Linked DNA regions of Homo sapiens: region 2 is linked to region 1. Evidence: chromatin loops called from intact Hi-C (ENCODE). Cell type or tissue: Calu3. All regions are shown on one strand.

Evidence for each region. A loop is a pair of places that touch in the nucleus more often than their neighbours do. Peaks named below come from ENCODE experiments on the same cell type or tissue, not always from the same donor. Only the 100,000 strongest peaks of a DNase experiment are listed, where the experiment ranks them.
Region 2: a loop joins it to region 1, with 3 times the contacts of the local background. A loop is called at or near these places in 1 of 110 quality-filtered maps.

The regions. Positions count from the first base shown.
Region 1 is chr3:171,871,816-171,876,815 of GRCh38, reverse strand. It overlaps TMEM212-AS1 (TMEM212 antisense RNA 1), which reads left to right. Exons shown (of 3, transcript NR_046852.1): 3 at 420-464. Among named protein-coding and RNA genes, the nearest start is that of TMEM212-AS1, 26 kb to the left of the region's middle. In Calu3, no CTCF peak of the experiment used is centred here; DNase peaks (open chromatin) are centred at 765, 2,355 and 2,485.
Region 2 is chr3:172,258,993-172,263,992 of GRCh38, reverse strand. The region is part of intron 6 of FNDC3B (fibronectin type III domain containing 3B); the gene reads right to left. Among named protein-coding and RNA genes, the nearest start is that of GHSR, 190 kb to the left of the region's middle. In Calu3, no CTCF peak of the experiment used is centred here; DNase peaks (open chromatin) are centred at 2,792 and 3,332.

The DNA of each region.
Region 1 (5,000 bases):
GACGACTAGGCTTGTGTTTTGACTAATCTTGGGGAAATATATAAGCCTTTCAGATATTCGCTAATTTCTCCAGGAAAGAGCATATTTGTCACTGCAAGTCCCATCCAATTACTGTGAAATGATTTATAGAAGCACTCTTGATTCGTGAGGGCTGACACCTAGCCACTCAACTGCCATAGAGAGCTTAAATCTGTTTGGCAAACCTAGGACAATATCTAGAAACATTGCTTAGATATATAAATCTATCAAGGATACTAGGAATTTACATTTCTGAAGTCATAACTTTGATTTTTTTTTTTTTGCAATAGAAACTTCTCACCCCTGCTTGCTCTCGTTCACTGAAGTAAAAGTGTCTTAGTAGTTTGTTTTGAAATGGAAAAAAAGTATTAAGGAGTTGTTCTCTTCTATCATGTTTGCAGTTATTGCTTGATGGATTCTGCTAACTCCCAGGAGAATCCAAGTGGGAGGACAAGTAGAAGAAAAAAGAGTCCAAAGGCTGGAGCCCTCAGTTTGTTGTTTATGGAACATTCCTGCAGTCCCCAGAAGGGGCATGGTAAGTGGACTAGACACCCAGTTTCGGGCATTACTCATCGGGCACCCAGACACTGGAACAGAGGTATGTAGCAGAAGCCCAGTTATCTAAACCCAGTCATAAAGGCAGAGATGGAGAAGCAAGAGTGGTTTGATGTGGAGTCTCAGTGTGTTGACTTAAGCCCTTAAACTCTTCTGGCTTCGATTCAGGTCTCTAAACTGGTTTTTAAGAGCTGGAGCAGGTCCGTCTGCATGTGGAGTCCAGGTCAAGGTCTACCATATGGGAGGCCAGTAGTGTCACTACAATTGTACAATTTGCACAAAAGCACCTGGCCAGGCTGAAACCTAGCCCAGGGCTCCTGTTCTCCAAACCACGTGTTTCACACAGCCTGTGTTGTCTCATCAACACCACCTTTTTGTAAATCTGAAAAGATTCCCTATGTGCCTGGGGTGACCTGCCAGGAGGCTCATTTGTCCCAGGACTCACAATTAGGCAGCTCCCTAAATTTATACTTCTGGAGATACCCCCAAGATATGTTATTCCTACAGTCAGAGAGATACTTAAGATTGAAAGCACGAAACTGGTTCATCGTTCACTTAAACCTATGCCCTATTGTAAGACAACCTATCACTTGTGGTGTAACATTTGTGTGAATCAGAAAAAGGCAGATACAGCCCTGCACCAGGTTTGGCAATTGTGAACCAGATTTTAATCCCCGCTCTTCCCCTTGGTCGACCTGCACAGTCATACCAGGTAGCTCTGCCTAGATGTCACTTTAAAAAATAAATCTGGAAACTATTTTGTAAATTGCAAGCTTATATTACACATATTTTTTGTTGTAGAGTGTTAATTGCTTTAATAATGAAAAATCACACAGTTTTTATAACTAAGTTTTAGCATATCTTCATTTAAAAATATACCAGGACTATTAAAAAAAATGGAAGTGGGCTTGGTCTCTCGCTCTCTCTTTCTCTCTCGCTTCACCTTTGAGAAGGCCCAGCCAAGGAAGAGCAGGGAAGGAGGCTGGAGCTGGAGGCTTGCAGGCTTGACACCTTCCACTCCAAATATTGGAGATAACTGAGGCTGCCTGTCATCTCTAATAATTTTTCCTCCAGGAAATGTCATTGCTTCATTGCATTGCAAGAAAATGATGTCATAGTATAGGGCCCTGATCCGTTTCCTGACTTTTAACCTGAGTCTCATAACCTTTTTCAACTGTACTGAACCCAGAGAAAATGAAACACATCGAAATGCGAAGACCAGCACATCTCATAAAGGCCTTTGAGGCCCCAGGGTGGGGTTAACTTATGCGTATATATTAATGATCAAAATACAGTCTTGTTTGGGTGTCACATCCTGGTTATGGCATGGACCCAGTACCTAGGAAATGGAAAGGAAATAGGCTTCAGGATGTGTCTGTAATTTCTTGGCAGAAACCCTTCCTCTTCCTATATTGGGTTTAATTAGTAGTGACAATGTTAAATTTAATTAGGATGTCTTGCTTGTGTTTTCTTCTGTTGGTGGTTTTTGTTGTTAAACTCCCTGTGAAAATCAAGAATGGTCCCTGAACTGATATTTGAAATCTTACATGCTGCATTTGTGTCTCCACATCTTAGGACTGGTTACAAGCCCAGCCCAAATGACATTATGGAGCTATTTCCTGGAATGTCAAGGGCTGAAATTGCCCTGTCAAGAATGAGTCTGTTCTTTCAGGGATTTCAGAAAGCAAGGGCTCAAATTGCATTCTTGCTCTGTTATTATAAGTTTTTCCTGGCAGGAAACCACTGGGTCTCAGAAAATTTGCATATATCCAATGAGAGTGATCTACTGTTCTATGGAGGTTTTCAAGATTGCATGACAACACCGTGGAAGAATCTCATATGGGAAAAGGGGATTTTTTTCCCCCTTTCCCTAAGCCCCATTTTAAATAGTTTCCTTCCCGCAAGCTGATGTGTCCACATTCAAAGAGTTATAAGTAACCCAGCCCATTTTCCTGCCTTGGCCTCTGCCACTGGTTCTATAATATCAACAGCCACACAAAACTGGAAGCAGGTTGTTTAAAGTAAAGATGCTTATTCCTTCCAGTCTGTGAAACAGACTTTTGTGGCATATGAAGGCAAGAAATAACCTTTTAGTTCTCCCAGGCAAGGGCACAGCAAAATGACTCTTCATTTCTTGTTAACTGTAAGGGCAAGAAATACCCCCACATATTTCATGATATCTGAATATAATTTTTAATGTTATACCTGGGATTTCGGTTAACCTAAAAGACATGGTACTGGACTACTTCACTTGGTACCATAAAAGTTTTGTATCTGTTTGTACTCCTCAGAATTGTGTACAAAAATATTAAAGTAATTCAGATAATATACTGACACATTTGAAGTCCCTACTTGTGTAATCACCAGACCCAGGACTAGATATTTTATTGCTCCATTAAAGTGACAAATAAACATGTGTTGACTGAAGAGCCAGGGGCTGGGAGGCACTTACAGGACTTCCAGACACCAATCACAGGACTTCCTTTTATGTCACAGGAATCCAGTGAAGAATGACTCAAGTAACTGCATCATGCTCACATTATTTGAGCATTCGTACCCATTATTGGGTGTTCTGGTTATTTATTTGCTTATATTTGCTTTCTTATTTATATCCCACTCTGTTCTGAAGAAATTTAAGGTGACCACTGGGCATTTTATCAAGAATTGGAGCTCAGGCTGCTAAGGCATCAATTGTAGGACCAGCTGTGTGCCTTTGAACATGTCACTTAGCCTCTCTGAATATCGGATTTTTCATCTGTAAAATGAAGGTATTTAACAGTTTCATGTCTAGAGTGTTATATGTAAACTTTTTTCTCAACTTGTTAATTATCAAACGCATGGACTCTATGTAGACTGTTACTCAAAGGCATCCAATAAATGCGTTGCATGACTCTATAACACTACACGCCGATTTTGAGTGCTCACAGTATGTTGGATTTTCTGCTCTGTGCTTTACCTATGGGGTATCATTGAATTCTGTCAGCACGCCTGTGAATTAGCTGCCCCCATCAGCTCCATCTGACCAGGAGAAAACTGAGGGGTTGCCCTAAGATCACAGAGGGCCAGGATCTGGGTTTCTGGGCCAGGGGTTCCTCATTCCAAAGCCCCACCCACTTTCTACTATAGGACATCTGTGCATCCCAGACTTTAGTGTGCATCATTGTCATCTGGAGTTCAACTTCCTAAACCAGATTGATGAGACCCAAGCCCACACTTTCCAGTTCATGCAAGTTCCCAGGTGATGCCGATGCTGCTGGTCTGGGGACCACAATCTGAGAACCACTGCATTATGCTATAAAGAACTACAGTTGCAGGACCAAGACATAAAGAATGTAAGAAGCAGATCTCTAACCAAATGAAGAAAGAACCTGGACATTTCGAGCTACTTAATAGCTGAATGGGTTGCCTCTTGGGAATGGCTGAACTGTAAGGGGCATATAGACCTTGGGACATTTGATGAGAAGTTGGCCTAACGGACCTTGAAGGTGCCTTCTAACTATTAAACTGTCATGAGTGCCAAAGACAAGAGACAGAGAGTCTAGGAGGGAGGGTCACACTCCCTATGCAGAAGGCCCTTCTCATTACGGCACAATTCAGTGTTTTAACTGTGCTTTGAAGATTTTGAGTCACTTTGGTAATGGCAATGAAGAAAAGCTGAGAAAAACGTTTCCTCAATTTAGGTAATACGGAATTACAGTTTAATGAAACACCACACAAGGAACAAGAGAAACTTCAAGACAACATTCATTCACTGTAAATTTATATTTCGAATTTTAAAATTTCTATAACGATAATAATATAATTTCAATTTTTATGTCATAATATATAAATCAGAAAAAAGTTAATTTTAAAAGGCTAACATGTAAAACTATTTAAATTTTTATTTTATAAGGACATAGAGGGAAAGAGTTTAAAGATCAAAATTATTTTGTAAATATTTCAAAATAAAGATCACATATAAGGCAAATTTAGGAGGAACACTGCTCCAAATTTACTGTCCATTCTTTTGACCCCAGGAAGAAAAAAAGAGACGTGTTTATTTCTATAGTTTATCAAAGAAAAGAAAGTGTCTCTTCTGACATTTAATTTAGCCTTTTTTTTAATGTCATAGGAACCCAGGGAAGGATGACTCAGACAACTGCATCATGGTCCTACTTAAGGATTTAAGAGGAATCAACAGAGAACAAAATTGGTGGTAGTGGTGACAGGGGGTGGCAGAAAGATATAAAAAAGAAATACATGTGTAATGAAATAATCTGGCATAATCATAAAACAGGAAAAGCCATCACTTTCGTGGATGCGCCTGTCTAAGGAAGCGGGAAAGCTCTCTGTTGAATACTCTTGTTGGTCATTTGCTGTTAGTTTTGTCTGGTTTGGATTGGGTTGGAGGTTTTCAAAAATTAACAGAAGGTTAAAGGGCACTATGC
Region 2 (5,000 bases), 390 kb before region 1:
TAAAAGAAAAGAAAATGAAGAAATGACACAGAAAACAGGCATGGAAGCACTGCAGAGTCAGGCAGATCAGGAAATCCTACTGATTCTATGATGCATGTATGTTTACTACCTAAAAGATCATCTTTCTTCAGAGGAATGCTAATGCAATAGCAACTTACCTAACTTACTCTAAACAGTCCTCATGCGTAATGTTGTAGATGATGTTGAGACCACTATACCCAGAGATTAAACTCTATAGGGAATAGTACTTCCCAGACATGAAATTCTTCAATGAAATGAAGATATAGTTTTCAAATTGAAAACTGTCTACAAGTACATTGGAGCCATCTTCCCATGGATGATAGTGTAAGTAGTAAATAATACGAATGCTGTCAGTGTGTCAAAAAAAAAAAAAAAAAAAAAAAAACACTTGATAGCTGAATAATTAAGGCACCCATAACCATTTTTCACTTAAGTAACACATCATTTTTAACAAAGCTTTCAAGAGATGCTGGTATATTACAGAGTTCCTTGGAGCAACATTCCAACAAAAGATAAATCTTCCTGAAAGACTAAATATGAATTTTTTAAAAATGTGCTTGGCAAGACACTTAAATAGTTTTGAGGAACTCAGTGAACCTAAAATATGGCAGTTTCTCCATCCCTCCTGGTTTGAAAGATCGTACTGTTCCATACAATAATTTGTGTCTTTTCAAATAAAAAGGAAAAAAGGTCAATGGAAGTTCACCATGTGAATTAAGAGAAGCAGTAATAAATGCATTTATGAAAAAAAATTTTTAACTGTTGTAGACCTAGTTCTTCCCACTCACTTCCTCATGTTGCTTTCATGAGGTAATTCTAATAAGTCTAGAAAGCAAGAGTTGATTATTTCACAGAAATGCCATATATATATATATATATTTATATATATTGCTTTTTATTACATACCAAGGGGATATGAGAGTGAATTTGGTTTTAAGAGGACTTGAAATAAGCATGACATCTTCATTTAAAACAAGCTGCTTTTGACAAAGGCATACTAACCCAGCAATAAAGGAAAAGTGCTGCCCTCTCTCCCAACTTTCTAGTGCTTTTTTTTTTTTTTTTTTTTTTTTTTTTGAGTCGGTCTCACTCTGTCATCTAGGCGAAAGGGCAGTGGCATGATCAACACTCACTGCAGTTTTGACCTCCTGGCTTCAAACAATGCTCCCATCTCAGCTTCCCAAGTAGCTGGGATTACAGGCATGCCCACCACATCCAGCTAATTTTTTTTGTCAGAGATGGGGTCTTGCTATGCTGTCCAGGCTGGTCTTGAACTCCTGGGCTCAAGCAATCCTCTCGCCTTGGCCTCACAAAGTGATCCTCCCATGCCTGGCATCTTGTGCTTAATTTTTAACTTAAAACAAAAAATAAAAAAAAAAATTCTCAATTTCCAGTTTTTAAGCACATCAAAACTCTAAAATATCATTTTAACAACTTCAAGTCATATTCAAAAAAACCTAATACCTCCGTATAGTGTACTGCTACTCCTTGCAAAGTTCTACTTAAGACTTCACTTTTATTTTGTTTATCACATTAATGCATGCTGGCAGTGGATGCTCTAATCCAGCACAAGAGGTAGACAAAAGCATCAGGAAACTCCAAATAGGAAAAGAGTAGGAGATGTATTCACATGGAGATTTGTTCCAAGTGGATCTGCCAGCAGAAGGGCACATGGACCACAACAGGGCAAAAAGGCTTTCCCCGTCTCCACCCAACCCCTCTGGGAAATGTTAACCTAGTAGGAGGAATAGAATATACAATAATGGAACCATGAAACCTCTCTTATTTTCTGCCCATTTTTTTCCCAAATTATCTTTATTCCACAGTCTATCCAATCATCCCTGCCCACTGTGTGCTCCTTTCATTCCACTTGTTTTCCTGTTCTTACCACTTCCTTTTATTTCAATGTGCCATTCCTCTGAAGCCCTTCTCATTTCTTTCCAGTCTCGTTATTTTCCAGTCTTCCTGAACCATCACAATTCTCTTTTATGCTTGGAGCAAATCATCCCCACCATGACCTGGTCTTTTCTGGCCTTTTCTGAGAATAACACCTACATGGAAAGTCCCCTTCTTCTGATGCAGCTGGAAAGAAGCAGTTACAATCTGGAATGGGGAAGGGAATGGCAAGGGGAAGAGTTTTTTAAAAAGCAAATTCAGAGAAAAATGAGGAAATGTTATAGTCAACTATGGGGAGCATTTCACTTATTACTTTGTAAATTGCATGCACTGAGCTATTATGTGGGTACAACAGTAATGGCAAAACCCACAATTATTTGTGCACCAGCCTAATAGAATCACTGTTGTTTCCCAGGGACCTTTCCCACATCACACTTGTGTTATCTACTCAATTCCTAGAATTTCAAAGTCTCACTACAGCACCAAAAACTGAAATACGGTAATAGCGTCTGCTACACTGTGTGTCTGGTTGAGCAAATTAAATTTAAAATAAAAGCCACAGCTGACCATGGCAGAAAGCATGAAGAATAATGAACATATTTGTAGTATAGACTATAATTATCACATTACAATACTGATCATACAAAACCAGAAGTTCAACACCCTGCCTCTTGACACTGCAGTTTATGTAAAGATCCTAGAGCTCCATTCCACAGAAGGAGAAGCAATGACAAAATCGATGTTGACATAGCAGCAGGAAATTTGCCAAAATTCCATCACAAATGCTGAGACTCTTTCAGATAAGGTATTAACAGAAATGGTTTCCACCTCGACATACCTGGTAGTCAGCCTCCATGATGCCTCGCCACCCCCATGATCTACTTAAACCTAGTGCTGACCCCTTCCGCAATGTAGCAGGGCAGGTCTATGCAGCCCACAGAATGCGGAAGACATGGTGTACAAGTTGCCAGGTGTAAGGAAAGGTTGTGAAAGACTTGGAAATTTAGTGGGTTACCCAGTTAGTTTATCCATCTAGCTTAACTAATTGCCCTAATGCAAGGAATGTGGGTGGGAGAAAAATAAATATAGAGAAGTTGTTGTTTGCCCATCGCCTCCAGCTAATGTCCCCTGAAATCTCCCCCTTTTAGCAAAGTAACTTAGAGTGGTTAATTTGCTGAGTGGGTTCAAACAGAATCAAGCAGGCCTGTCAGACCCCATTCTGTGGGCTCACACAGAGAATTCAACCAGAGAGGTGACAGGGAAAAAGCACGGAGAGAGGACTGCATTTTATTCTTGCCCAGAATTCAGCAGGTTGTTTGTGGGTTGGCAATAGTCCGAGAACCTTTTTTGGGGAGTGGATGCCCCTCTGAACTCTCCCCTATCTCAAGTCCTTGGCATTCACTATTACTTAACACTGACCCAGCCTGCAGGACGCCTTGCCCAACAGCATTCTGATGGGCATGCTCACAAGCTGAGGTTATAATAAAATGGCCCACAGAAAGCAGTTCTCACAAGGAAAAAATCTCATGGTCTTTCTTCACCAATACCACTACATTTTTAAAGCACTTAGTGTCTGAAATTGTACTAAGAGCTGATGATAGTCCTCTGAAAGAGATGCCATTAATTACCCCTATTTTCTACATACAAGAAAGAAATGAAGCCTTGAAAGATGAACTATCATGCCCAAGGGCACATAGTTCCCAAGTGGCTGAATTGAGACTAAACCAAGATCTGCAAGGTCCCAACTAGTACATATTTTAAATATGCTTCTGAGTATGGCACTTTTGTGATGACGATCTCTAACCCAGTTAAATTCAGAATTCAACTTAGCTAAATGAAAGAAATAACATATAGAAGTTTCAAATCAATAAAATTGAAGGTTACAAATATACCAGAAACAAACCATATCATCACTTATACCTGCTGTTTAAAGGGTTCTTTGGGATGACATTTATTTTACCAACATGGGTTCTGATGTCATCTAAATGCTGTCATGATCAGTTCCCAAGAAAGCAAAAAGGCAGAGAAAATAACATGGGTTTACAGAGTTCAGTACTACATATGGTAAAAACTAATCAAAATTCTGACCTCAAACTTCTGGTGAACATTCATTTCAAAAGAAAACTCAACGAATTATTTTTGCATGCTTTTTGTCTTTATATGCAAGTGAAAAATGTGAAGCTTCAAGTATGATTTAATGGGTTAAGACTTCTTAACTTGACATGACAAAAATATCTCATTTTGCCTGTTGAAAGAATCATGTAGTAAACATCTTTAAAACATTCCAGATTGCAACAAAAATACGAGGGGGAAAGGGCAAAAGGCAAAAGATAGGATAAGTGATGTAACTTAATAAAGACAATTATATACTCTACTAATTAACAATTTGGGCCACCATGGTTTCCTCTTTGTTGAGCTGTAAATTTGCCTTTGCACTAGTAAAATCAACATCCCAGTAAGAGGGAAAAAAATCATCATAAAGGGGTCTTACAGAAAAGTAGTTATTCACAGTTTGATTTCTCCAGCCTTGGGCCTGCAGGATAAGGCCCAAGTCAGAAAGCGCATGTTAATGAGCAGCATGCTCCTTATGAAACAGGCTTCTGTCCCCAGAACTATCTCCATCCCACACATAGACAGTTGCAAGGCGTTCAAGTGCGCTCGGCCCCTAACTAGAGTCACTCAGAGGCCTCTATAACTAAGCAGAGAGATCTGGCAGCCTACGCTTGAAATGGAAGTGGCGATGTTAATTGTCCAGTTTCCTGCCAAGAAGAATGCCTCATGTCTCTTGCATTCTAATCCAGGGGTCCCCACTGTCCTTTGAAAAAATAAAAGTTATTTGGGCTTGTTTGGACTATTTTTACTTTTCAGACTGTAATTGGCAGCCAGATGGATGAATTCCACTGACCTGAGCTCACTTTTAACTTTTCTCATGTTTTCTTGATATTTTTGCAATACTCAGAATTTATATGCAGCTATAGACAGGTGAAAAAACACAGGATTCATCATCACCTATAGACTTGAGAGATAAAGCAATATTAAAAATGTATCTAGAAACAGTACAGTGTTCAAATGCAGTAAGGGAA